2 separate regions of the Homo sapiens genome follow, and region 2 is linked to region 1. A link is a loop called in an ENCODE intact Hi-C map of the cell type or tissue named here. Cell type or tissue: heart right ventricle. All regions are shown on one strand. Links, peaks and the distances in the headings refer to the core of each region. The heading gives the core; the rest is flanking DNA.

What was found. Peaks named below come from ENCODE experiments on the same cell type or tissue, not always from the same donor. Only the 100,000 strongest peaks of a DNase experiment are listed, where the experiment ranks them.
Region 2: it touches region 1 in a loop (13-fold over the local background); 53 of 110 quality-filtered maps call a loop at or near these places.

Annotation. Positions count from the first base shown.
Region 1 is chr7:1,082,129-1,092,194 of GRCh38, reverse strand. All of the region lies in intron 2 of CHLSN (cholesin), which reads left to right. It overlaps GPER1 (G protein-coupled estrogen receptor 1), which reads right to left and starts at 4,082. Exons shown (of 2, transcript NM_001098201.3): 1 at 3,874-4,082; 2 at 1-788. The coding sequence starts at 466. In heart right ventricle, for the core only: CTCF peaks have their summits at 4,903 and 5,113 (motif pointing left); DNase peaks (open chromatin) are centred at 4,044 and 5,114; H3K4me3 peaks cover 2,842 bases; H3K27ac peaks cover 2,940 bases.
Region 2 is chr7:1,171,098-1,181,163 of GRCh38, reverse strand. No RefSeq gene overlaps it. Among named protein-coding and RNA genes, the nearest start is that of ZFAND2A-DT, 16 kb to the right of the region's middle. RefSeq lists enhancers at 1-369, 9,766-10,066 and a silencer at 3,951-4,000. In heart right ventricle, for the core only: CTCF peaks have their summits at 3,939, 4,654 and 4,862 (motif pointing right); DNase peaks (open chromatin) are centred at 3,943 and 4,863; H3K4me3 peaks cover 771 bases; H3K27ac peaks cover 582 bases.

The DNA.
Region 1 (10,066 bases), core at 2,558-7,557:
AGCGGTCGAAGCTCATCCAGGTGAGGAAGAAGACGCTGCTGTACATGTTGACCTGCAGGAAGAGCGACATGAAGGTGCACAGGACGGCGATGTCGTAGTACCGCTCGTGCAGGTTGAACACCTCAATGAGGGAGTCGGCCACCAGGATGAGGTCCGCCACCGCCAGGTTGATGAAGTACAGGTCGGGGATGGTCATCTTCTCGCGGAAGCTGATGTTCACCACCAGGATCAGGATGTTGCCCACAAAGCCGATGGGGAAGAGGAAGATGGTGTAGAGGCACGAGAGGAACAGGCCGATCACGTACTGCTGGTGCTCCGAGAGCTCACCTGTCCCATTGGCCAGGGCGGTGCCCAGGAGCGGGTGGGACAGGTTGAGCTCGGGGGAGGTGGTGTTGGGGGCCGCAGGCTGCGCGGTGCCTGGGTACATCTCCAGGCCCACGCCCCGGGCTTGGGAAGTCACATCCATGTCTCTGCACCGTGCAGCTTTCAAGATTTGCCGAAAGGCTCCCAGAGCTCTGTTTTAAATGGTGAATCCATCTTTAGAAAGAAGCGTGATTCTCCTTGAAGTGAGCCTGGCATTTGTCAGACAGGAAACTCCCCAGGAGGAGCACCTGTGGTGGTTTGGGTTGGGTTTGTTAACTGCAGAGAGTGGGAAGAACAGATGCTCCTCACACCGGCATGGTGCATCCGTGGAGGCGAGGGCCCTCCGCGTGCTCGTCCGGCGGGCGTCCCTGCGGGTGTCGGCCACCGTGCACAGTCCCGCGTGGAGCTGCTCACTCTCTGGGTACCTGGAGAAGCAACAGGAGAGGATGAAGTCTCATCGAGTGGCCCCAGCTTTGGGACAAGGCCTGGCTCCCCTGGCCGGGTGTCTGTAGAGTCTGGGTGTGTCAGGAGCACTGGGGAGGGCCAGAACCTCAGCTTTATGAGCTCGGGAGGTGGCTGTGGTTGAGCTGAGGTGGAAGAGTCGCCTGTGGGAAGTACATGGCCTTCTTTCCTGCAGGTCCCACGGCTGCTCAGCTGCAGCTGGAGGCTGGACGTGAGTCACTCCCACAGGCAGGGGTGTTTTTCCCTTTATAGCCACAGAGCAGGCCCAGGAAGCAATGAAGGTATGGGCACGGCCGCCCCAGGACAACGGCATTTGTGAGGAGAGGGGAAAATGCATTTCAGCAGCTGATGGAGAAGTAAGATAGGAAGGGAAAGCCAGTGTTTCTGAGAGAGAGAGAGTGGGTCCAGAAAGCTGGACATCAGAGCAGAATCTTCTCTTACGATAAAACAGAAGTTCAGCGGTTTCCTCATGCTAGTTCTGTGTTCTAGGTACCAAAAATAAACTTATTTTCGTAATATAGAGTGAAAGGGGTCATTGTTTTGGGAAATAATATGTACGTTTTTATTTCATGTTTTAACAAATTATTGTAAAACCTAATATGTTTTTGCAATGCTGTTTGTAACCTAGGAAGAAACTCCAGGGAGAGAGTCCCTCCCGAGCTTATCCTCTGCAGAGAGGGAGAAGTGGGCTGTCCGCCCACGGCGGTGCCCGGGCTCTGCCGCCAGTGGGGAGGGTCCCGTCACCCACCCCGTGTCACCCTGGCTCTGCCGCCAGTGGAGAGGTCCCGTCACCCGCCCCGTGTCACCCCGGCTCTGCCGCCAGTGGGTAGGGTCCCATCACCTGCCCTGTGTCACCCCGGCTCTGCCGCCAGTGGGGAGGGTCCCATCACCCACCCCGTGTCACCCTGGCCCTGCTGCGAGTGGGGAGGTCCTGTCACCTGCCCCGTGTCACCCCGGCTCTGCCGCCAGTGGGGAGGGTCCCGTCACCTGCCCCGTGTCACTGTGCTCCTGGAAGTTCTCTATGCAGCGGGCCACGGGGGTCTCAGCCTGCAGACACTGGCAGTCTCTGGGGATGCGGGGGCAGTCACAGGGGGGTGCTGGTGGGGCCAGGGCTGCCGCTCAGCTCCCTACAGTGCCTAGGACAGGTGCCCAAGCCCAGCAGAGAATTACCTGGCCCAGATGGTGCTGGTGCCCTGGAGTAAACTAACACTTCAAAATGGGTTTGAGTTGTTTTTCCTTTGGGAATTTTCATTTTACCTTTTGAAATCATTAGGAGTTATTGTTTTGAATGTTTTTTTTTTTTGGTCACCCAGGTTGGAGTGCAGTGGCACAATCTCGGCTCACTGCAACTGCCGCCTCCCGGGTTAGAGTGGTTCTCCTGCCTCAGCCTCCTGAGTATCTGGGATTATAGGTGTGCACCACCACGCCTGGCTAATGTTTTATATTTTTAGTAGAGATGGGGTTTTACCATGTTGCCCAGGCTTGTATCGAACTTCTGACCTGTAGTGATCTGCCCGCCTTGGCCTCCCACGGTGCTGGGATTACAGGTGTGATCCACCGCGCCGGGCCAGGGGTTATTGTTTTGAAGTGCTGCAAAACCAGACTAGAGATTTGTTGACCTATTGCTTGAAAATACTTACTTAAAAAAAAAAAAAAAAAAAAGGCTGGCCTATAATCCCAGCACTTCAGGAAGATGAGGTGGGAGGATTGCTCAAGTTCAGGAGTTCGAGACCAGCCTGGGTAACATGGCGAAACCCTGTCTCTACTAAAAAAAGACAAAAAAAGTAGCTGGGCATAGTGGTGTGCGCCTGTAGTCCCAGCTACTCGGGAGGCTGAGGCAGGAGGATCGCCTGAGCCTGGCAGGTAGAGGTTGCAGTGAGCCAAGATCACACCACTGCACTCGAGCCTCAGCCGAGATCACACCACTGCACTCGAGCCTCAGCCGAGATCACACCACTGCACTCGAGCCTGAGCTACTGCAGTGAGGCCCCATCTCAAAAACAGGCGGGTGGGGAAGACAAGATGAATCACTGCCTCTGTGTCAGTTATTCTAAAAGTACTGAATAACCTTCACTTAGCTGGGGCTGGTGAATTTGATTTTGGTTATTTTGCACTCTTGATTCATCTTTAGTAGATAATACCATTGAACAGCATAAATGCCTCTGCTCTCAGGCTCTGTCGGGAAGGTTGAAAGACTCCGCATTTCGCCTCTGTATTTAATTTCTTAAAAACGGCACAGAGGACTTGTTTTGCTCTTTAAATGTAGAAATTTTGGAACGTATTAGACCGTGGCGTGGCAGGAAGTTTAAAGGTGGGCAGAACCCTCAACTTAACGTTTATTTTCTTTCCTAATTTTGTTAAATGAACTCCAAGGGAAAAATAGTTTAAAAACGAGTCATTCATTTCTTTCCCATGTAAATTGAGTCTTTTGATCGTTGCCAGACACCGAGAAGATACGGGACCTGGTGTCTGATGTGTCCTAGTGTCTGATGTGGTCCTGGGTGAGAGGAACCTAGTGTGCCATTCACCACTGGCCCCACGTCCTCACTGGAGGTGGCCATGGAGTTATAAACAGTGCAATACCTCATTTCAGATTTCCTCTGCTTGTCATAGAGAAATAAAGCCACACTTTAGTCAGCTGTATTAAGTCTGCATCTGTCAAAAGGCGTGTGGCCCTCCCAGGGCTTCAGGGTTGGTGAGAGTGACTGGGGCACCGCAGGGCAGGGCAGAGTGGGCACCCTCATTTTCTTGAAGTGAGACACGTTCTTGCTGGGACAGAACGTGACGGAATACTGGGTCCTGCTTTCAGCACGAGTTAGAAAGGCCGTCCAGGCAAAGCCCCTGCTGCGGTCACGCTGAGACCACCGGAGCTCCGGGGGAGAGGGGTCTGTGCCTTGAGTTTGGGAAGCTGGGTGCTGCTCTCACCAGGGGGTGAGGTGTCTGGTCTGTGTTCAGCTGTTCCCATAACAGGACAGCGGCCTGGGTGGCACCACCCACCCGCTCCCCTAGTCAGTGGTATGGCACCGCCAGGCCGAGGCTGAGTCCTACCTGGGTTGCAGCCCCTTCTGTGCTCCTGGAAGCCTCCTTGGTCAGGCCCATCAGGCTGGAGGTGCACTTGGAACCCGCTGCAGGAGGTGTACCTCTGCTGGACCTGCCGAATGCCTGAGCAGGGCTAGAGAGAGGAAGAGACCCGCCCTGGGAGCCCGCGAGGGAAGGTTCCCGGCTGGCTGGCGGGTGCGTCCTCCCTCTGAGCCAGTGAGTCTGCCCCTTGGCACAGGGCTTTATAGGCCCCCTCCGCCCCGCTCCTCTCTGGCTCCTCTCTGGCCAGGCTCTGGGCGGCCTCCTCAGAAGGCTAGTGTTAACCATTTTTTTGCTGGCCCTTTTTCTCCCACACTTTGGCAATCAGCTCAGTTCTACTAGACTTGTTTTTGTGGAAGTTTCTGGTTTAACTGCTTTTCTTCACCCACAGATACAAACCTTTCTTTAAGTTTGAAGGCATCATACTAGGTGTTGTGTATCTTTTAGGCAATAACCTGTCCTCCTGGGTTGAAGCAAGCAATATTCTTGTTTTTGCAACTGACCTGCGTTAAACACTAAATTTCATAATTAACTTAGTAGCATGTGCATGATCCATAAAGAATTTAACAGGAATTTCACAGACATTTGCAGAGAGAAGTGTAATCCCAAGAAATAGGCATTTCTGACAAGTAACTTAGGAATCTGAGTACTGGTTAAGCATCTGGAAATCTGAAATCCAGAGTGCCCCACAGTCCGACACTGTTGGAGCGTCGTGACACAAGTGGAAAATTCCACACCTGACCTCGTGTGGCGGGCTGCAGTCCAGGCAGTTCAAAGTTTGTTTTATGCATGAAATTGTTAAAAGTGTTTTTATAAAGTTGCCTTCAGGCAGTGTGTATAAGGTGTGTATGAAACACAAATGAATTTCGTATTTAGCTTTCTCATTCTGTACCTGCAGATATTCCAAAATCTGCAAAAATCTGAACTCCGAAACTCTTCCGGTCCCAAGCATTCAGACCAGGGACCCTCAGCCGGTAGTTTTCTCTGAGTGTTAGCGGTGCCTCAGGTCCCTCCTCCCGCGCTCGCTGCAGAAGCGTCGGAACTTACCTGCCGTCCAGATGTTGGTGGCCTCTTCCCCACCAGGGCCGCCTCTCCTGCTCATGGTTGCGGATTTCACAGTCTCGTGCAGGCGGAGAATAAACCTCCCTCCCCGGACTCTCGGGGCCGCTGAACTGCCTCATGCGGGGCGGCCACTTCCGAGTGCGCCCCCTACTGGCCATTTGAATTTTCACTCGCCGCTTCGGGAACCGATGGCCGCCCCATGAGGGCAGAGCGAGGCCCCCCAAGCCCGCGTGGGCTGTCCAGGCCGAAGGGGTCCTCAGGCACCGCCAGCCCCGGCTCTCCAGGCGGAGGGGTGGGTCTTCCTCAGAAGGGAACTTCAGCGAATCTCACTCCTACTTCTAGGTGTCGTTTTCCCTCTGTAATGTTTTGAAGTGGTGAGATTGAATGCTGAGTGATCCTTTGTCCGCTGAGTATGAGTAATGCGGCTGCTGCAGCCTGAGGCGTGGTTCAGAGACCTGCGTGGGCTCCCCCCTTCCCCCTCCCCCCCAGGAGAGCTGGTGCAGGCAGAGGACTGGGGTGCTGGGCCTCCAGGTGCACTCGGCCCCTCGGGACCTGCTCCCCGCCAGGAGAGCTGGTGCAGGTGCAAGAGTGGGGTGCTGGGCCTCCAGGGGCACTCGGCCCCTCGGGACCTGCTGGGGCTCAAGGCATCTGTGCAATAGCAATTTAAAGTCTTTCAGATGTGTATTTTAGGAAATATACACACATTTCCTAAACAGAATGCTGTGTTAATTTTTTAATGGAAAAATACTAACGTGGAGTTTTCTTCCAGCAGTAGAAAGTTGACAACTCTAATATGTACCTTTTTGTATTTGGATGATAAAGAGCTGATTTGCTCTTAGACATTTTTTGACCAGCTGTGAAGTTGAGATGATTTCAGCATTAAAAATGCCTGAGACACAATTTTGAAAGATGTGAGTCATGAGAAAGTACAGAAAAAAATAAGTAAAATAAAAATTCAAACCTTGAAATAGCTGAGACATGTCACTTAAAAATAGCTGCACCCTGCTAGTGCAAACCCATGGCTTCTGGTCTCTCTGCCCATCCCAGCGGCTGAGGAAGAGCTCAGCTCCCAAGCTCTCCACTCACGTGCCCTGGGTTTCCTGGGGAGCCTGCCCTGGGCGGGCGAGTGGCCGATACTCCTAGATTTCCTGCTTGCAGCATAGAGTCAGCGGATCGGGGCATCTGGGTCTTGGAGCGCAGCCTTCTCCTGTGGGCACTGGGCGGGTAAGTAACTTGTACTGTACAGCTACTGATGTAAGAGACAGGGCCCGGACTGCAGGAACTTCCGTCTCCAAGACCTACTTAATACTTGATGTGTGACGGCATGGCAGGAATCTCGTGGACTATTTGTAAGGCATAGAGACCTTTTGCCGATTTTTAAATCTTTTTTTTTTTTTGAGACAGGATTTTGCTCTGTTGCCCAGGCCAGTGTGCAGTGGCCTGATCTCAGCTCACTGCAGCCTCCACCTCCCAGGCTCAAGCCATCCTCCCACCCCGGCCCCTGAGTAGCTGGGACTACAGATGCGAGCCGCTAATTTTTTTTTTTTTTTTAATTTTTTTGTAGAGATAAGGTCTCACTGTATTGCCAAGGCTGGTCTTGAACTCCTGGGCTCAAGAGATCCTCCTGTCTCAGCCTCCTTCAGTGTAGAATGTGACATTGTACACATGCATGCTGGGCGCTGTGCGGTGCTCTGCGTGCTTGATCTTAGGTCACCCTCCTTCAGAGCCTGTGAGGCAGGGCTGTCCTTCTCCCCGTCTCATGGTTGCAGAAACTGACTGCAGGGAGGTGGTGTCACCGCGGCCTCACAGCTGGCCAGGAGCAGATCTGGGAGGGGCCGGCTGACTCTGAGCACATGGTCTCGGCCTGTACACCAGAGGCGTCCTGGGTCAATAGTCATCTTTTCAGGCACTGATTTCCTTGTTGGATCTGATGTCGTTATGAATTTTTAAGAAGTGAAAATATTTTTCTGTTCATCCCCAGGATAGAATAAAAGGAAAGAACTTCAAGGGGAATTTCATCTGATCATTGCTTATTGAGCTAAATGCACACATAGCCAAATACTGGATAATGCATAGAGAAAAACACGCACAAAGTAAGGCAGTGTGTCTCCAGCTTCAGGAGCCCTCCCGAGTGAATGCCACGTAGGAAACCTTGGCCCTCGCCTTTGACCCTTCAGTCCTCGCGTGCAAAGCCCAGTCCTTGTGCTGAGAGGCCCCAGACACAGGGCCTGCAGTGCCTTCCCAGCGCCCCTCCCTCTGCCAGCACTGACTGACTGAGCAACCCCTTCCTGCTCCCTGTCCCATCCCCAGTCCTCTCCCATGCCCTCCATGGTAGGCAGCAGCATGGGTCCCCCTGATTCTGCAGGAGCAGAGCCCTCAGGGAGTTGCATGTCGCCGTCCAAACAACCCTGGTTTTCAGCGTTGCCGGCTCCAGCCCGGGTTCCACTTCCTCACCCCACGTGCTGTGTGATACCGGGCAACGTCTCTAACCTTCCTGAGCCTCAGTGCCCATCTGTACAGTGGGGGTGCGTGGGTCTACACGGTTCTGTGAGATCCCACACACCCCTTGTCTCTGCTGGGCGGAGTGAGGCTTCCCTTCCCACCAACTGCTGCTCCTTTTCAAGGGGAGCGGTCCACCAGGGGCAAGGGTGGGGCGGCACTGCCTGAGATTAGCCCAGTCCTGGCTCATTCGCTTCTCCCCCATAGGCACAAGGGAGGGAGCAGTTGGTTGGAGGTGCTCACAGTACCACGCGCCGGATCCACCTTACAGGGGAGACATCAAGCTGTGTGCAGAAGGAATTCTAGAGCTAACACATGCTGGAAGACAGCCCGAGGTTCGGAGAAGTGCGCCGTGTCTCACATGCCAGGCGGACACATTCTCTGATGATGGAGAGTCAAGGGAGGCCGAGAGCCCCTTCCCACGCCCCCGGGAGGGCATCGCTGGCGTCCCCCGCCTCCGCGTGACATGCAGGAGCACCCTCGGGCATCCGATCCTCACAGGCCTGGAGCATTAAGGAGACATGCACCAGCAGCCCCTTTATAGAAAGAGCCCAGGTCCCAAGGAAGCTGTGTGTGGGGTGTGCGGGTTTTGCCGCACCAGTGGCAGGCGGGGTTGGAACTCTGCTCCAATTTCTGCATTCCGTGCCATATCCTGACTTTAGGGACATCCTGTGACCTCCCCTCAGACAGACTTGCCATGTCTTCCATCTGTTCCATTCCGGCCTGGGGAGGTTAGCTGCTGTCAGGACGTGGTGCGGCCCACAGTGACTTCGTCTCTCTTGTTCCTTCAGAAGCACGCAGGCCGTGGCTCCGCGCCAGGTTGGAGCCTTTCATTCAGGGTGTGTGCCTGCCGAGCCCGGAAACAGTGCGGTGAGGGGCAGGGCATCCTGGTTTTCTGCTGTGTCGCCTGGCACTGGTGGACGTGGGCGCGTCGGTGCCGCCGTCCTGTCCCTGTTTGGTGTCTGCAGCTGGAGGGCCCAGTTAACGGTGGGTGTGTGCAGACCACAGTTGACCACAGCATGCTGAGCACGGAAGCTCAGGTGCTCCCGTCGTCTGCGCCTCCACACTCTCGTGTTTTTTTTTGTTTTTTTTGTTTTTTTTTTGAGATGGAGTCTTGCTCTGTCGCCCAGGCTGGAGTGCAGTGGTGCGAACTCCACTCACTGCAAGCTCCACCTCCCGGGTTCACACCGTTCTCCTGCCTCAGCCTCCCGAGTAGCTGGGACTACAGGCGTCTGCCACCAGGCCCGGCTAATTTTTTGTATTTTTTTTTAGTAGAGATGGGGTTTTACTGTGTTAGCCAGGATGGTCTCGATCTCCTGACCTCGTGATCCACCCGCCTCACCCTCCCAAAGTGCTGGGATTACAGGCTTGAGCCACCGCGCCCGGCCCACACTCTCATCTTCTATCACTTTCCCTCACAAGACGGAATTTGCTGCACTCAGAGACCATCTGGCCCGTCAGCCCCTGGGCGTGACTCCAGCACTGAAGGCGCGTGCGGCTGCTGGCCTACAAGGCATTGGCAGTTTTGCGGGTCTCCCAGCAGGGCCCCCTCAGTGGTTGCTGGGAGCATTCTGGGCGCATCCTTGGGTTCTCTGGGAGCGTCGTGCCAGGGGCACTTTACAGAAGAGTGGGCAGGGTGGTGCTGGCTGAGCTCTGCCCTTGGGGGACCCTCCGCCCCCAGGAGCACATGGCGGAATATCCGAGGAGAGGCCAGCACCTGGGCATTGTCCCAGCCCCACCTCGGTCACTGCCAGGCAGTTCCTCAAGGAGCCTCGGGGAGGCTCCTCCCACCCCACCTCAGTCTGATTTTATCTGTTTGAACGTAAGACATCGTGAACCCTTTCTTTGGATAAATGCAAATGACGCATCCTCTCTTCAGTAGCACCACACTCCCCGGTGCTTCCTTAGTTCTCTGCGGGCGCTGGATCTTCCCCTTGGTGGGAACATGGAACACTGCCTGTTCTCTGCGTTCTCTGTGTCCAGAGGGTTACGAGATGGGGCAGTGGCAGGAGCTGGACACAGGACCAGGATCATGCAGCACCTGCCCTGCCCCCCAGGGGCTGTGATATGCTTTGGGATGCCCACCCCATGAAGCCCACTATTCTGGAAGCTGCAGTCATCTCTGCCCATCGGTGGCCTGGCCGGCTTTGGGTCTTGGGTGAGAGTGTGGTGCGTGGCCCATGCTGGCCCCTCCTCCTGTGAGCCCGTCCCAGCCACTCACAGCACCTGTTTAACCCCATTCACTTTGTCTTTAAGTGGGGATGGATCATCCCCTGCTCTGAGTAACTCAGACCAACGGCCCATGAAGACTGTGCTGTAGAGTCCTGTGCACGCAGCGCCCTCGGGCCCCATTGTGATGTGCCTCACAAGCACCTCGCCCCCGCCACCCTCTCTCACCCCCCAGGCACACAGGGCGCCGCGGAGCCACGCGCTGGGCGGGAGCACTCTGACCTTACCGTGAGGGGACGTCCACCTGCACCCGACAGTGATGAGTGGTTCCCAGGACTCCGAGTACCATGGAATGAAGAACAATGGTCAGACTGAGAGGAAGTGGTTTGGAATGTTTGTTTAATTAAGGCAAATTGGAAACAAGATCCTTTTA
Region 2 (10,066 bases), core at 2,210-7,209, 89 kb before region 1:
GCCTGAAGGAGACGTGGGGCTTTGGAGGTGCGGGATTTCTTCTTACCTCTGTTCCCACTACTTACCTTCAGAATAAATCTCTAAGTCCGGTATTAGCAAATTCTTCACAGATGTAGGCCACACAAAGCACCCTCATTGTCTGTCATAAATATAATATCTTTTAAAATCTCCAACGCGACGCACGGGCCTGTTTCTTCTCATAAATCTAGGCTGCCTGTCTCTGATCAAATTCTGCTTTTCCAGCAGTTTTACAGCTAAGTCCTCCCACATAATTTGTAATCGTTTCTTTACAAAGGACATTAAGCTAACCGTGATCCGGTGCTGAATTATGTAGCATTTACCACGCTCCTGTTTTTAGATTCCTTATCCCTTTCTAGTGGATTCTAAAAATATCAGTTAAGCCACCAACTAATTTCTAATCCTTGCTTCTATTAATATTGACCGTTCGTCTCTTAGCCTTTGTCCTTGCTTGATTAAGGAATTCAAATCTTTTCCTGAAAATGTGATTGTTGACAATATGACCGCCTCTGGCTAGAGCACCAGGCAGGAAGGGATTCTGGCTCGCGGGGGTCCGGAGACCAGCTTAGCCACAGAAAGCCCTTCAGGTAACTCGGAGTGTTCTCTCCCCGTCTCACTCTCTCGTTAGGCAAGAAACCAACAGTATCTTAACATATAGATTAAATTTTAAATTCTCCATTATCAGCACCCTGCACGGTGAGACAGGCCTCCAGATTTTGAGGTTGGCTTAAAAGGCCTCCCAACCGTGAGGCGGCCCGGGTGGACCACTTAACCTCGAGCCGCATCTGTCAACGCAGACAGCTTCTCTGATGAGTGAGATTCGGCTGAGATCTGAAGCGGGTAGTGGGTGCTGGAGTCCACCATCCAGAGCCCTGCAAAACGGAGGTGCTTATTCCCCTAGCTGCCTGTCTCTGCAAGGGAACTTCCCTCCGCCAAAGGGGCCTCCGCACCCAGGGTCTCACGGAATCATTACGAGATGCAGGGACGATGCCCAGCCCCTTGGCCTCAATTTGGGACTATGGTGAAGGGACATCCCAGCTCCAGAGCCCCTGGGTGCCCTCAGGATGCCACTGGATTGTGTTCCTTTTTTGAGACAGAGTCTCACTCTGTCGCCCAGGCTGGAGTTCAGTGGCGCGATCTCAACTCACAGCAACCTCTGCCTCCTGGGTTCAAGTGATTCTCCTGCCTCAGCCTCCCAAGTAGCTGGGATTATAGGTGCACACCACCAAGACCAGCTAATTTTTTTTTTGTATTTTTAGTACAGACGGGGTTTTGCCATGTTGGCTAGGCTGATCTCGAACTGCTGACCTCAGGTGATCTGTCCACCTTGGCCTCCCAAAGTGCTGGGATTACAGGTGTGAGCTACCATGCCCGGCCCACTGGATTGCATTTCAGCTTCACCCTCTGCCCCCCAGCTTCCTGCAGGGCCTTCCAGGTGCTGTCCTCGAATGCACCCCTCAGTAGGCCCCTGCACGCGATGATCCGTCTGAGTCTGTTTCCAGGGAACCCAACCTACAGCAGTCAGTGCCAGGAGCGGTCCCAGCAAGTACACTCTGCAGGGGAGGCTTAGAGCCGGGCCCCTGCCAGCCAGTATCAAGGCTGGCCACCAGCACCCATCACCAGTGGTTGTGGATTACATTCTGATAACCCCTAGCAGGTGCAGGGAAACCATTTTTAAGGCTTTTAATAACATCTGACTTCAAGACTTAACATGAAGCTACAATAATCAAGACAGTGATATCGGTGAAAGAACACAAATAGATCAATGGAACAGAAGGGAGAGCACAGAAATTGGCCACACGAATACCGTCCGCCGAGCCTTGACAAAGGAGCAAAGGAAACGTAATGAAGGAAGAATCGTCTTTTCAACACATGGTGCTGGGACAAGTGAACATGCATATACAAAAAGAAAAAAAAAAGAATCTAGGCCAGCCTCGGTGGCTCACGCCTGTGATCCCAGCACTGTGGGAGGCTGAGGCAGGAGGATCACTTGAGGTCAGGAGTTCAAGACCAGCCTGGGCAACACAGTGATACCCAATCTCTACAAAAAAAGTTTTTTTTAATTAGCCGGGCATGGTGGCGTGTACCTGTAGTCCCAGCTACTTGGGAGGCTGAGGCAGGAGAATCGCTTGAACCCAGGAGGTGGATGTTGCAGTGAGCCAAGATCGTGCCACTGCACTCCAGCCTGGGTGACGGTGTGAGACTTCATCTCAAAATTAAATTAAATTAAATTAAGTATATATGTGTGTATATATATACATATACATATATATAGACACAGGCTTTACACCTTTCACAAAAATTAACTCAAAAATGGATCATTACTTAAAATCACTTGATTATAAAATGCAAAGCTATAAAACTTCCGGAAGATTACATAGGAGAAAATCAAGGTAACCCTGGGTTTGGCAATGAGTTTTTATCATCTTTATTATTATTATTTGAGATGGAGTCTTGCTACATTACCCAGGCTGTTCTCCAACTCCTGGACTCAAGCAATCCTCCCTCCTCAGCCTCCCCAGTGGCTGGGACTGCAGGCACACGCCACCACGCCTGGCTTGGCAATGAATTTTTAGATACCACACCAAAAACATAATCTATAAAAGATTGATAAGTTGGACCTTATAAAGGGTATCAGATGCCAAAGAAGATATACAGAGGGCAAATAAGTATATGGAAAGATGCTCAACATCTTATGTCTTTAGGGAACTGCCAATGAAAACGACAATGTAGAAACCACCACACCGCTGTTAGAATGACCAAAATCCAGACACCGACATCACCAAATGCTGGTGAGGACGTGGAGCAACAGGAATTCTCATCATGGCTGTGAGAATGACACTTGGGTGTTTTCTTACGGATCTAAACATATTCTTGCCATCAGATCCGGCAATTGTGCCTCTTAGAATCTACCCAAATGAGTTGAAAACATATATTCACACAAAAACCTGCATGTGAATGTTTGTAGCAGTTTTATTCACCATTGTTCAAATTTGGAAGCAACCAAGGTGACCTTCAAGAGGGAAATGTTGAATGGATAAGCAAAGTGTGGCCCATCCGTCTGGGGAAATATTATCTGACAATAAAAAGAAATGAGGCCGGGTGCAGTGGCTCACACCTGTAACCCCAGCACTTTGTTAGACCAAGGCAGGTGGATCACATGAGGTTGGGAGTTCGAGACCAGTCTGGCCAATATGGTGAAACCCCATCTCTACTAAAAATACAAAAAATTAGCGGCGTGGTAGTGGGCACCTGTAATCTCAGCTACTTGGGAGACTGAGGCAGGAGAGTTGTTTGAACCTGGGAGGCAGAGGTTGCAGTGAGCCCAGATTGCACCCTGGTCACACCACTGCACCACTCCAGCCTGGCCTCGAAACAGTGAGACTCCGTCTCAAAAAAAAAAAAAAAAAGAAAAGAAAAGAAAAAGAAAAGAAATGATCTGGCTGGGTGCAGTGGCTCACACCTGTAATCCCAGCACTTTGGGAGGCTGAGGCAGGAGGATCATTTGAGCCCAGGAGTTCAAGACCAGCCTGGGCAACATAGCAAGACCCCATCTCTACAAAAACTAAAAAACAAAATTGGCTGGGCACGGTGGGGTGCACCTGTAATCCCAGCTACTCAGGAAGCAGAAGCAGGAGGGTCGTTTAAGGCCAGGAGTTCGAGGCTGCAGTGAGCTGTGATGATACCACTGCATTCCAGCCTGGGCAACAGAGCAAGATCCTGTCTCTAAAATTTAAAATTTTAAAAAAGAAGGCTCCAGGAAGTGGGCATCTAACAGGGAGATACCACATAAAGCTGGAAAGGGATGCTGGACACTTCAGGGACGGCTGGACGGGCGTCTAGGCTGCGGTTGATGCTCAGGGAGGAAAGCTTCCTCGTGCCCGGTAGGTCTTCTGGTCCCGACCAGCCGTCATTCCCGCAAACACCGCTGGAGGGCGCGCGTGGTAACTGGAAAACGCCCACATGGGTTCCTCGGTGTGACGAGCTGTAATGATGCCACTGCACTCCAGCCTGGGCAACAGAGCAAGATCCTGTCTCTACCATAAGAAAAAATTTAAAAAAAGAAGGCTCCGAGAAGTGGGCAGTTAACAGGGAGATACCACATACAGCGGGAAAACACAATAAAACCAAAACGCCAGCCAACCACGTTGCACAGGAGGGCCCAGGGGAATGCAACCTGGTATCAACAAGGAATGGGCTGGCCGGGGGCACCGGTGCTGTCAAGGGGCTCAGGAGTGTCTGTCCTCTGTAAGCCAGAGCAGACGATACAAGACGTGGTTCTAGAAAGGTTTCCCTAGTAGCAATGAAAATCATGGGACCCCAGAATAATTGGGGTCAGGTGGTAGTGCTGACTCATCAGAAGCCAGGTGGGTGGAATCCTTGCGAGGGCAGCAGGCTGAGTGGTGACGGGGAAGCGGGAGCTGCAGACGGCTATGAAGATGGTTCATAAAACGTGGTATTCCTAGGGGACAGACAGACAGCCAACAAGAATATTACTTAAAGATCGAACCAAGAGAAGTCAACAATGGATACCAGAGGGCGGCGGGAAGCCACTGCAAGGCAACGTCTCGGTGCTTTGCTTGGCTTCCTGACCTGAGCCAGCCTTTGACCTGTGACTCAGTGCCTGCAGGAAGACCTCCCCGAACCACAGCGCGTGCAAGCTGTCACGATGCGCCTGGGCCTTGCACGAGAGGACCCTACAGCCTCCCTCGAAGGAGATGCCGGACACTTCAGGGACGGCTGGACGGGGGTCTACGCTGCCGTTAATGCTTAGGGAGGAAACGCTCATGGTGCCCAGTGGGTCTTCTGGTCCCGACCAGCCGTCATTCCCGCAACCACCACTGGAGGGCGCGCGTGGTACCTGGAAAACGCCCACATGGGTTTCTCGGTGTCCCGGAAGCTGTCCTGGCGGACACGGCCACGCAGAAGCCTCTGAAACTGCAGCCCCTGCTGCCCCGGCTCCCCTTGCAAGATAAGAAATCAAAGCAATGATGTGTTCCTGGGAGACGGGCAGGGCTTTGAGCCAGCTGTAAAGATCCAGAGGTCCCCATCCCATGCCCGTTTAAATAATTATTCTGGCCCCTGCAAAAAAGCAAGACCAGTCATGAAATACGACCGAGGATGGTGCAGACCTCACCAAGTCAAAGCCCGAAACGGCTACAGGCACGGCGTCTTCCCCGGAGCAGGCACACGGCCTCAGGGATGCGACGTTGGCCGCTGAGCTGGAAAGGGCCTTTTCCCATCCCTGTCAGTACGGAGATCAGAAGCAGTTCCTGTTCACACGGAAGGACAAAAGCATGCGTTTAAAATTTTGTCCCGGCCGGGCGTGGTGGCTCACACCTGGAATCCCAGTGCTTTGGGAGGCCAAGGCGGGTGGATCGCTTGAACACAGGAGTTCAAGACCAGCCTGACCAACATGGCGAAACCCCATCTCTACAAAAACAATGACAGAAATTAGCTGGGCATGGTGGCTCACACCTGCTGACCCTCATGGCACTAGGGGTAGCTGGGGTGGGAAAAGACGTGTGTGGAATTCATGACAGCCCGACCAGAGAACACACTGTATTCCCAAGGCTCCACAGCAAGGCCAGGTGTCCCCTGCCCCATGTCCCCTGCAGCAGGGAACCGTCTGGCCCTGGCGGAGACGGAACAGGGCACTATCTGGCCAGGGGGCATGAAGCAACTATGTGGCAAGAGCTTCCCTTCTGAGCTGGACCCCGTCAGATCCAACAAGTCACAGGCCAGGCAGCCCAGCCGCAGGGCTCCGAGTGGAAGGGTCCATGGGACAGGCCCAAGCAGGTCCGAGTGCGGGGGGGACACCACCCTCCACTGCCACGCCAGTACCTTCTGCCCGTTCCCACCTGCGGTCATGGGAGGGGAACTTGGTGACCAGCAGACGGAGGAAGAACAGAGCCGCCCTTGGTTCGCAAGTGGGTTGGCTCAGTACTGAGCACCCACTGAAAGTGGATTGTTGCCACGTTACAGGCCCACTCAGAGGTGGCCCTGAAAGACACTGTGGACAGAAATCTCCGGGCCAGAGCCTCAGGCCACGCATCTGGCCGTCCACTCCTCTGTGTAGGAAGAACAGTGGCCCACGGTAAGAACACACACAGCCCACGGGCGGTGGCGGGTGGCGTGGCTCTTTTGTCAGGGGCCTGGAAGTGAGGTGGGAGCGGGGACTTGACTCCAGAGGCGGGGCTTGGACATTAGACCTAATTGAGGACTAGCTGAAACAGGGACAAGGCCCAGACGCGGCCGCTCACGCCTGTAATCTCAGCACTTTGGGAGGCCAAGGCAGGTGGGTCACCTGAGGTCAGGAGTTCGAGACCAGCCTGGCCAACGTGGTGAGACTCCGTCTCTACTAAAAATACAAAAATTAGCCAGGTGTGGTGACATGTGCCTGTAATCCCAGCTACTCAGGAGGCTGAGGCAGGAGAATCACTTGAACCCAGGAGGCGGAGGTTACAGTGAGCCGAGATTGTGCCACTGCCCTTCAGCCTGGGTGACAGAGCAAGACTGTTTCAAAAAAAAAAATTAATTTAAATTAAAAAAAATAAATTGGTGTGTGGAGTGGGGGTGCTCTCACCTCACTCTATTCACTGCATCTCCTGGCTGACACGCGTCCAGTCCAGCTAAAATCAGTACTTCCTAATGATAGCAGCCTGGTCTCCCCGTGCGCCCCTTACTTACGACACCCCAGAGAGCTGAGTAACTGCCAATTATTATTGCGGGGAAGGAGGTAAGAAACCTTAACTGTGTTCTATACCTTTACCCTGAAAGAGACTGTCAGGGAAAATGGGAAGGGATGGGGTCCTGTGCCTGTGGGACTCAATTTTAATGCTTGTGTGGATGTGGCACATCGGGCCCATCTCCCCCCCGGGTTCCTGGCCCTGGATGGATGGGGCTGGGGAAGCTTAGCGCTGCTTATCGAGCTCTGCTGCGGAAGCTGCAGCCACATAATTACTCATTTGCCTTGTTTGTGCCTGTCTTCACGGCACACTCTTCCCCTGGTTCTAGGGTCTGGTCACGTTTGCGAGTCTGTGTCGCTGGGTTCTTTATGTGCCCACTTAGCCACCCTGGCACCTGCCATCCTCTTTCCTGCTTAAACCTAACAGGAATGGATTTCCATCACGGGCGTTTCTAATGTGCTCTGAGCAAGCTTCTGGGAGGCGCCGAGACGTGCAGAGTGGATGGCTACTGATGTGGCAGGAGGAGGGGAAGCAGGAGGCACACTGGGGCCTATGTGTCCTTAGAGAAGAGACGGGGTTTACCGGGTGAGGTGGCTCACGCCTGCAATCCCAGCACTTTGGGAGGCCAAGGTGGGTGGATCACCCGAGGTCAGGAGTTCAAGACCAGCCTGGCCAACATGGCAAAACCCCGTCTCTACTAAAAATACAAAAATTAGCTGGGTGTGGTGGCAGATGCCTGTAATCCCAGCTACTCGGGAAGCTGAGGCAGGATAATCACTTGAACCCGGGAGGCGGAGGTTGCAGTGAGCTGAGATGACACCACTGCACTCCAGCCTGGGCGACAAGAGTGAGACTCCGTCTCAAAAAAACAAAAAAAAGAGAAGAGACAGGATTGAGCCCCATGTGTGAGAGCCAAGGATAGAGGAGATGGCGGCCTCAAGGCTGCCATGCAGTGGGCAACAGTGTGCTGTGACTGTGTGGATCCAGGGGACGGAATCTTCCACCCCCAGCTACCTGGACCATGCCATCCGAAGCCAGGGAGAATTCGGCCCCGGCAACCTGGCAGAGGGCAGCTGTCTCCTGCTGATGACGGACAGCCACAGAGTACACCCCACCCACCCTTGGGCGCCGCATGGCCAGCGGCAGCAGCTCTGTCAGATTTCATATCCGCAGTCCTCCATTGCGTTGCACTCGTGACTCAATGTTCAAAAGCTTTCGGCCAGCTCCATTCTGCCCTCTCTGGGATAATATAACAATCAGAGAAAAGGAGTTTGGCCTGCACGGGAGGCCCCAAGAGGAGCCGGGTTCAGGCCACGTGGCTTCCAGCGCCTGCGTCCGCTTGCCCATCAAAGAAAGGGTACAAAAGTGGGAGAGTCTGTGGTTTCCTCATCAGCTTAGACCAAAGCCGTGACAGGGGAGAACCCCAAACTGCTAATTAAATCCATTCAGTTTTGGGGGTGGGGGAAGAGTAAACTCCTTCTCTGTGAGCACCAGGCAGTGGGTTCTGATTCCCACGCAGGCCAGCCTGGTGCTGTGGGTGAGGGCAGCTACTGCTGGCTCCTGCCCCAGTCTCCTGCCAGCTGCTCAGACCCGGAATGTCAGGGACCTGGCACCCGCCACCCCGGGCTAGCACTGTCCTACACCCTAACACAGAATCCAGCCACCTAGCTGCCTGAACTCCAGCCAAGAGGGACCAGAGAGGACGGAAAGGCCGTCGGTACCTGGGCTTTGTCTACCTCGCCCCTAGATGACCACCTGAGTGAGTGGGAGGGGCTGGATGAGGAGCAGGGCCCCTCCCCGGGGGCAACAACCACCTGAGAGAGCGGGGATGGCCTGGACAGAGGGGGGGAACCCTCCGGGGGGTGATGAGCACCTGAGTGAGTGGGGAGGGGCTGGACAGGAGCGCAAAGCCTCCTGGAGGTGATGGACACCTGAGAGAGTGGGTAGAGGCTGGACAGGAGCAGTGGGGCCTCCTGGGGGTGATGAGCACCTGAGTGAGTAGGGGGAAGCTGGGCAGGGAGGGGGGCCCTCCTGGGGGTGATGAGCACCTGAGTGAGTGGGCAGGGGCTGGACAGGAGCGCAAAGCCTCCTGGAAGTGATGGACACCTGAGAGAGTGGGTAGAGGCTGGACAGGAGCAGTGGAGCCTCCTGGGGGTGATGAGCACCTGAGTGAGTGGGCAGGGGCTGGACAGGAGCGGCGGGGCCTCCTGGTAAGGTCCGTTGTGCTTTGCTTTCTGCCTGGCCTCAGCAGAAGAGTTTGGTAATTGATTGCTATAATGGTGGCTGTTTTTAGAGTTTCTGTTGCTGGCAAAAAAGGACACAGGGACCCTTTTCAAAGAATATTCCAGGGAGTAGCGGGAGCTTCGGGGATGCAGGGACATAGTGTGTCCGGAGGTGGTTCCTGCTGGTGGGTTCGTTGTCTCCCTGACTTCGATAATGGAGCTAGGGACCTTCGCGGTGAGTGTTAACAGCTCTTAAAGATGGCACGGACCCAAAAAGTGAACAGTAGCAAGGTTTATTGTGAAGAGAGAAAGGATAAAGCTTTCACAGCATAGACGAGGACCCGAACACGTTGCCACTGCTGGCTAGAGGTGGGGGGGGGGGGCGGGGGTGGTTGGTGGCAGCCAGCTTTTATTCCCTTATTGGCCCCGCCCATGTTCCATTTCTGTCCTATCAGAGTGCCCTTTTTTCAATCCTCTCTGCGATTGACTACTTTTAGAATCCTGCTGATTGGTGCATTTTACAGAGCACTGATTGGTGCATTTTACAGAGCACTGATTGGTGCATTTTACAGAGCACTGATTGGTGCATTTTACAGAGTGCTGATTGGTGCATTTTACAGAGCGCTGATTGGTGCATTTTTACAGAGTGCTGATTGGTGCATTTTACAGAGCACTGATTGGTGCATTTTACAGAGTGCTGATTGGTGCATTTTACAGAGTGCTGATTGGTGCATTTTACAGAGCGCTGATTGGTGCATTTTACAATCCTCTTGCTAGATAGAAAAGTTGTCCCAGTCCCCACTTGACCCAGGAAGTCCAGGTGGCTTCACTTTTCAATAGGGCTGCCTGGGAGGCCGAAGCCTGCCACCTGCTGTCTCCCTCCCGAGGACGCAGCCCACCCTTCCCTCCAGGTGGAATTCCCTAGGACACAGCCCACCCTTCCCTCCAGGTGGAATTCCCTAGACCTAATCACAGCATCCTGGAAGGGCCAACCCCCGACGGCTCAGATTGGCGTGGGGCGTGACTGGTCCAGAAGGAACAAAGCGTGAATACATCAAATCCCAGGAGACTAACGGAGTTCCCCTGGGGAAACTCGAGGGTCTGACGCTTCGCTCGGATTTCAGATTCACAAAGACC